3 separate regions of the Mus musculus genome follow, and all the other regions are linked to region 2. Evidence: chromatin loops called from intact Hi-C (ENCODE). Cell type or tissue: left cerebral cortex. All regions are shown on one strand.

The links. Hi-C counts contacts between places; a loop is a spot of excess contacts. Peaks named below come from ENCODE experiments on the same cell type or tissue, not always from the same donor. Only the 100,000 strongest peaks of a DNase experiment are listed, where the experiment ranks them.
Region 1: a loop joins it to region 2, with 2.3 times the contacts of the local background. A loop is called at or near these places in 2 of 42 quality-filtered maps.
Region 3: it touches region 2 in a loop (2.8-fold over the local background); 5 of 42 quality-filtered maps call a loop at or near these places.

What each region holds. Positions count from the first base shown.
Region 1 is chr3:51,867,530-51,870,029 of GRCm38, reverse strand. All of the region lies in intron 1 of Maml3 (mastermind like transcriptional coactivator 3), which reads left to right. Among named protein-coding and RNA genes, the nearest start is that of Gm46803, 160 kb to the right of the region's middle. In left cerebral cortex, no CTCF peak of the experiment used is centred here; DNase peaks (open chromatin) are centred at 981 and 1,374; H3K27ac peaks cover 1,183 bases.
Region 2 is chr3:51,913,624-51,916,123 of GRCm38, reverse strand. All of the region lies in intron 1 of Maml3 (mastermind like transcriptional coactivator 3), which reads left to right. Among named protein-coding and RNA genes, the nearest start is that of Maml3, 190 kb to the left of the region's middle. In left cerebral cortex, a CTCF peak has its summit at 1,139 (motif pointing left); DNase peaks (open chromatin) are centred at 528 and 969; H3K27ac peaks cover 1,075 bases.
Region 3 is chr3:52,008,528-52,011,027 of GRCm38, reverse strand. All of the region lies in intron 1 of Maml3 (mastermind like transcriptional coactivator 3), which reads left to right. Among named protein-coding and RNA genes, the nearest start is that of Maml3, 95 kb to the left of the region's middle. In left cerebral cortex, a CTCF peak has its summit at 1,471 (motif pointing right); a DNase peak (open chromatin) is centred at 1,491.

The sequences.
Region 1 (2,500 bases), 46 kb after region 2:
CTGGTCACTTCAGCCTCCATGTTTGCCCATCTATCAGCATGTGCCTTTTATGGCATGTGCATAGAGGAATCTTACCTTCCCCATGGGGATTCACACAGGAGAGAAAAGTCCTCCTGTCCTGCCTTGTGTCCTGCTGTGGAAAAAGTCTAAAGACTTACTGGTTATAGGGCTTGCCGAGTAAGCCTGAGAACCCACGTGTGGCCCCCAACATTCATGTGAGCATCTGGGCGCTTGGCTATGTTCTTTAGTAATCCAAGGTCCAGCAGGAGGAGACAGGAAGACACCGTCCCCCAAACTTCCCAGGCCAGTCTGTATAGTAGAATATTCTGTGGAAGTCTTATATAAGGTAGAGAGGGTTAGAGAATAACAACCAGCGTCAGCCTCTGACCTCTGCATGCATAGGCACAGGACAGAACACAGATGCACATACATGCACACATGGAAAGACATAACCATAAAGAAGTCCCCTTGTTGGTAAAGAAAGCCCAGGCCCTCAGCCTTCATATCTGGAGAAAAAAAAATGCTCAATGAAATGGAGACCTAGGAGTCAGGTGCTGTCTAGAAATAGACGGTGTTTGTTTGCTTGCTGGCAGAGATGTGTGGGCGAGGGGAGACTATGAGAATCTATGTGCCCTCATTGGGAGGTGGCTCTTGGCTGCCAGGGTTTGCTCCCTGTGTGACAGCTCAGGTGGAAATGGGGCTCCTGACCTCTTTGAGGGGATACCAGAGATTTTTTTATTCTATAGACCTATTTCAACACTTTTGCATTCCTAAAGGAGATGAGTTTATGCTGGGGTTTTATTTCAAAATCATCTCCTCACATCTGGAAGCTCTGGGCCTTTTGCATCTCCTAAGCTGGTGCAAGACTCCAGAGCTGCAGAGAGGAAGAGAGGCTCTCATGAGGGGCTAAAAACAAAAGTGAGAATTCCTTGTTGAGAAAGAGGACATTTTGAGTAAACAGTGGAATAAAAATATCCCTGGGCCCTGGAAGGGGAAGCTCTCTGAAGTGTCTCTCCTCCCACCTCGTCCTTCCCAGAAAACAAACAGAGAACCCAGGGCTTGGCCACGGCTTGCTATACATTGGCCGTCCTCGCTGGTAGGAATCTCCAGCTGGGAATGACACAGATCATAGCAAATCTTTTCATCTGTTCACTTCCTTCCGAGTGATTCTTTCTCCTTCCTCACCTCCCTCCTTTGTTTCTTTACAGCTATAAATAAAATCCCATTAGAAAAATCAGAAAATAACACAGGGTCATGTCTACAGATGCGTTTGAAGAGAAAATGTATACATGACTCCTAGTAAGAACTACTGGGAGAAGACCCCTGAGGATACTGTTTCTTGCGGTTTAAAAAGGAAACACAATGTGTGTGTGTGTGTGTGTGTGTGTGTGTGTGCAGGAAAGATGAGCCCTTCGGGGTTCTGACTGCGATTTTGACAGCACCTGCTCATCCCTGTGGAGCTTTGCCTAGGAAAGAAAGCTATTGCATGCATGGAAGTCGCTGGATGCATGTAGTCTCTGCCTCCTCCTCCTCCTCCTCCTCCTCCTCCTCCTCCTCCTGCTGCTGCTGCTGCTGCTGCTGCCACCAGGGTCACAGCCATCAGCTCCTCACACACGTGACAGACTTGGGGCACAGCATCTTTCCTGTAGAAAAGCTCTGGGCATTTCTGCGAAACGGCAGATCTGACTCAGGCATGGATGGGTCCACCTTGGACCCTTATGACAGGTTCTAAAACTCAGAATTTATCAGCAAGCTTTGTTGAAGTTTGGTGAGGCAGTCAGGAGAAGAGGCTTTGAGAGGAATCCGAGTTACCTGTCCTTACTGAAGCAATCCTCGGCCATCACAGATTATTATGAGGTTGTTGTTGTTGTTATTATTATTATTATTATTATTATTATTATTATTATTATTGGTCAGGTTGGCAAATGAGAAACACTAGCAAATATGGTGATATACCCTGTAATCCAATTACTTGGGAGCCTGAGGTCAGAGGATCAACGGCTCTACGGCAGGGTACATAGCTAGTTGGGAGCCAGCCTGGGCTACATGAGATCCAACCTCAAAAACGTAAAAAATAAAAAAAGGACCAGATGTAGGGTTACACACCTTTAATTTCATGCGTCAGGACTCGGAGGCAGGTGGCTCTGTGAGTTTGAGGCCAGGCTGGTCTACATGTTGAGTTCTAGGCCAGCCAAGGCTCCATTGTAAGACCCTGTCTTACTAAAAATAAGTGTAAAAAATTAGGGTACAATATCCTCAGCATGAAGCCCAGCAATTTTCAACCAACGGGAATACTGTATAACAGCAATATCTTAAGTCACTTACTAAATGACAAATTGAGTTATCTGATAAAAATGTATCCTTGTGCATCCTGCTTAAAGTTATGTGAAGAGGTTTAAGAATCATGCAGCCCGCCCTGGTGACCATCAGGATCATCGTCTTGGTCTTAATGAGTGGTTCATTGTTTCATCAATGCTCATGAAAACTCCTTAAATTTCAC
Region 2 (2,500 bases):
TTTCTGGTCCTTGCTGCTTCCATGCTTGCAGTAGCTGCTGTTCTTCGTGTTAGTGCATTCATATCAGCGGATGGTATAAACACTTAGGCAGCCAGCCTGCTATGGAGGAAGCCAAAGCAAGAGAGCTCTGGGCCAAGGTGATTTCCCTACTCTGACTCCCCCATCCCCACCCCCTGGTCTCCAGCCTTTTACAAAGCATAGTGGTTTAAGGTTAGCATAGGATGGAGAGAAAGGATCTGAGGCTTGGTCCAGATCTCTTCTTAAGGAAACAAGTGCTTCCCCACTGGGGCTTAGCTCTGGGAACTGTGACCAAGAGAAACTGGAAGCCCTAGTAGGAAGGGTCTCCAACAAGTGGAATGAGACCTGTAAAACCAAACCTGTGTGTGGCTAGAAGACAGGATCAATCAAAGAAGTGAGGTCAGTCTCCACCATAGTGGAAGGAGAAGGTTATCAAAATGCCATCTGTTAGAGGAACTACCCCTTCAATGTCCTTCTGGCTGGCCCAGAAAACACAGAAGTCCTTGGTGTAAGCACAACAGGACTGGGCTAACCACTGCTGAGCAGGGCAGCTATGAGTCTCTGGGGCACTGTTTGGGTATAGCAACTGACCAGCATGTGTGTCTTTGTAGCCTTCAAACCACAGTCATTCCCAGAGGGCATGTGGATTCAAATATCTCATCGTGAAGCCAGGGGAGTGGGGAGAGACTATCACATAGAGATGTACTATTTCAGGAGGTGGCCACTCCATCTTTCTCCATAGGAACCACTGGGAAATCAGGATGGAGGTGGGATCTCTGCACCCCTGTGCTTCAACCACCAGCATGAGAGGCAAAGGGAGAAAGATGCTGGGGCCTTTATAGTGCCCCGGAGACACAGAACCAATAGCTCTTTCACTCTAGAGAGAAGGAAGTTGATTTGTCACAGTACTGATAACAGATGACAGTCTCCCCCACAGCAGCTCCGTTCACATCTTGCCAAACACCTGTAAACCCCTAACAGAACAAAGCTGGGTGCTGGAGACTTGACTCAGCAATTAAGGGCACTGGATGCTCCTACAGAGGACCCAGCTTCAATTCCCAGCACCTACGGGGCAGCTCCCAGCTTCTGTAATCCCCACTCCAAGGAGTCTGACCCCCTCTTCTGGCCTCCGTGGTACTACACCCAGGTGATATACATACATACAAGCAAAATACCCATACATAGGAAATAAAAATAAGTAATTTTTTTAAAGTAGGGTTGTCAAAAAAAACCATTAGAAGGTAGCTCTATTTCTGCTTTTTAGAGTGTAGCTACTTAGCATGTGCTGGGGAAAGAGGGAGGACAGGACTGGCTGAGAGATATTTTTAAACAGAATTGGCTCATTAATGGGAGTGTGGGATGTACTAAGTTCAAAGCCTAGAGAGCAAGCCGGTGGGCTGTCCTGATAAGCATGGCTGTTATAGTCTTGACTTGGAAGTCTTCGGGTTTTCTGTGATCCAGGTTTAAAGCAGAATATTGCTTCTTTTACAAATATCAATCCTGGCTCCAAAGGCCTTCAATTCATTGAATGAGACCCACTCACATTACGGAAAATCATTTGCCTTTCTGATCTAACACTAACCCGAGGCTGCACGGGGCCAAGGATGGTTACAAATGTGGCCCAGCGCAAAGTTGTAGACTTACTAAAAATCAAAGTTTGCAAGTCTAAACTTTACAGATGAAATGGTTGTGTTGCAGTGTATACTAGATGCTAATATAAATATTATTCGTGTCTAAAAAAGATTACTTTCACAACACCTGAACTGAACTAGAAGAGTTTTTTTTTACTTTTTGGGGTGTGTGTGTGTAAGATTTTAATTTTTGGATGTTGCTTTCTCTTCCTTTGATTTTTATTTTTGGGAATCGGCTCTCAGACTTAGCACAGGTTAGCCTCTAACTTGCTATACTCCCGTGTTAGCCTCCCAGCTGCCAAGATTATGGACACATGTGTCATGCCCAGCTTCAACTAGCATTTGACCCAATTTCTGAGCACTATAGACAAGCTAGGTTGCTATGTATCATGAGCACTTCCTGGAAAATAGAGGAAGGAGTATTCCCTCTCCCCAAGCAACACTCAGAGATGTTGTGAACTTGTAATTATGGACTCTGTAGTTGAGTAATTATACTTGTAAATTGAAAGTAGAACATTTTGGTCATAGTTCCATAAAGTCAAATGTTGAAAGTGTCTTAGGTATAAAAGTTGTGTTATCTGCCTATGTGGCAGGCTGGCTGGTTTTCTTGTGACACATTGTCTGTGACATAATCTCTGAAATAATCGATAGTCACTGAAAATGGTCTCTTTTGTTTTTTAACATTGCTCTCAGCAGACAAGTGCATGGGCCAATACCCAGCCCTAAAACAGCAGGAGCCCAGTTCTGATAAAACATCGTCTGATAAGGGCTCGGAGGAATTGGTTTCGGTCCCTACTTGGGGACTTGCAGAATGGCATCAGATAGGAAAGGAGGGAGCACCATGTAAAAGC
Region 3 (2,500 bases), 95 kb before region 2:
CAGGGTTTGGCAGGCACAGGCCGGCAGAGTCAGCCTTCATTCTAGCCTGTGTTTGAAACACATCTGGGTTTCAGTAAAGCCTGCTACCTCCCCATTATTTGTCCTTAGTCCATTTCATGAAAGTATGAGGTAGCTCATGAGAAACGTGAACATCCCTGAAATGCTGGTGCAAATGTGCACACAGAGAGGAGACAGGCTGGTCATAGCAGTCACAGTCATAGTAGCCAGTCCTGGTTCAGCGCCATGCATGGGTTGAAGTCAGGAAGCCTGGGCCTTCCATGCTCCCACTGGCTTGCTCTGGGAGCTTGAGGGAGCTGCAGCACTCCTGTTTCCTGGTTGGGAAATGAGAATATCAAGTCTGAGTATCCAGCTATCCCGGGTGCTTGGGAATCAAAAGCTAAATACGTAGTGATGCTGGAGCCTCCTGCATTGCTGTGCATTCTGATTATCATGTAGGGTGAAGACACCTTACATGCTTTGCTCAGGATGAAAGGAGTTAGGGGCTCCTGAATGGCTGATGCTGTGATCGCCCACGCTAACTGTTCTTGATACTTCTAATATGACTTTAAGCCTACTACCTTTTTAGCAGCGTGTATGTGTGTGTGTGTCTATGTCTCTATGTGTGCTGTCTATCATGTAGGTAGGTATGTGTGTGGTATCTATACGTGAGTGTGTGGTATGTGTGATGAGGAAGGGGAAAGTTATATGTAGCACATGTATTGTGGTGTGGGTAAAGTGTGGTGTGTGTGTGTGGTATATGTGTATTGTGTATTTTGTATGTGTGCTTTGTGTGTGTGTGTGTGTGTGTGTGGTGGTGGTGGTGGTGGTGGTATTGTGTGTGTAACCAGAATTGTTCAGACTGTTGCTGCATATTTCCTGGAGCCAGGACTCCTGTACGTGTGGATATTGTTACAGTCATTATGGGCATTTTTTAGCTAGGCTTCAGAAGACTGTAGCTTGCTTTTCTAATTAAACGGATTCTTTCTCCAAATGGGAGGGAGTCCCTGGTACCCAAAGAACTATACCAGACACAAGAAACACCATTTGAGTGACAGTCTCATCCTACAACCCATGGAAAAGCAGTTTCTGTGAATCCTGTTATCTAGCCCTAGAACTTTACTTCATGTTTTCCTCTGTGAAATTCAGTGGATAATCTGCCTCTCTCAGAATGATTCCGTTTATTTCCGAGAGGATTCACCTGCAGACAGTGTGGACTTTTAGCAACCTCTTATCTGTCCCTCTTGTGTTGGGTCTCTGCTAATAGTGGGCTGTATCCCTACAAAGGAGACTTGAGTGTCAGGTAGGTGCCAAGGCCAGCCTGTATGTGAGGGGCTTCAGGTGCCCTCATTGAACTGTTAACCTGGCGGGGGAGGGGTAGGAGAGGGCATGCAGCGGTGCCCCAGGAGTGGGGCAAATGGCTGCTTTGAAGAACCCAGCTAGAGAAGGATGTACAACTGTTCTTGAGCAGTAGGTGTCAGTATAGTCAGTGACTTCTTCAGCTCGGCACAGAAGGGGTTAACCGGGTCTGCTTTAGACAGTGCTGCCGGGTGTAGCCCATCTGTGCCCTCCACAGTACTGGTCTTTGTCTCAGGGCACCAGTTGACACCAGGGGAAGACCCATGTTGACTAACTACATTCCCCTCTAAGAAATAAAAGGAGGTACTTTGTCATCTGTGGTTTGGAGTCTAAGACCGGGTCTTGGATGTTGTGGGATGGATTGGGGTTTATTGGATATAGAAGTTAGGGGGTCTTTATAGAGCATGGTAGGGGGGTCTAGAACAGGGGGAAGGGGAGGTTATGTACTCTGAGGGGATATGAATGAGCTGGATGCTTTTCCTTATTATCACTGGCACAACGTCTGCTACAGGCAGGCAGGGAGACCTTCAGAGCTCATCCCAGCCTCCTCAAAATACCTCTTGAATCACAGAAGCAGCAAAGAGAAACCCAAAATCTCCCCCTACACACATACATACACACACCACATCACACACTACACACATACATACACACACCACATCACACACTACACACATACATACTCATACACACACCACACCACACCACACCACATCACACACTACACACATACATACACACACCACATCACACACTACACACATACATACTCATATACACACCACACCACACCACATCACACACTACACACATACATACACACACCACATCACACACTACACACATACATACTCATACACACACCACACCACACCACATCACACACTACACACATACATACACACACCACATCACACACTACACACATACATACTCATATACACACCACACCACACCACATCACACACTACACACATACATACACACACCACATCACACACTACACACATACATACTCATACACACACCACACCACACCACATCACACACTACACACATACATACATACACACACCACATCACACACTACACACATACATACTCATATACACACCACACCACACCACATCACACACTACACACA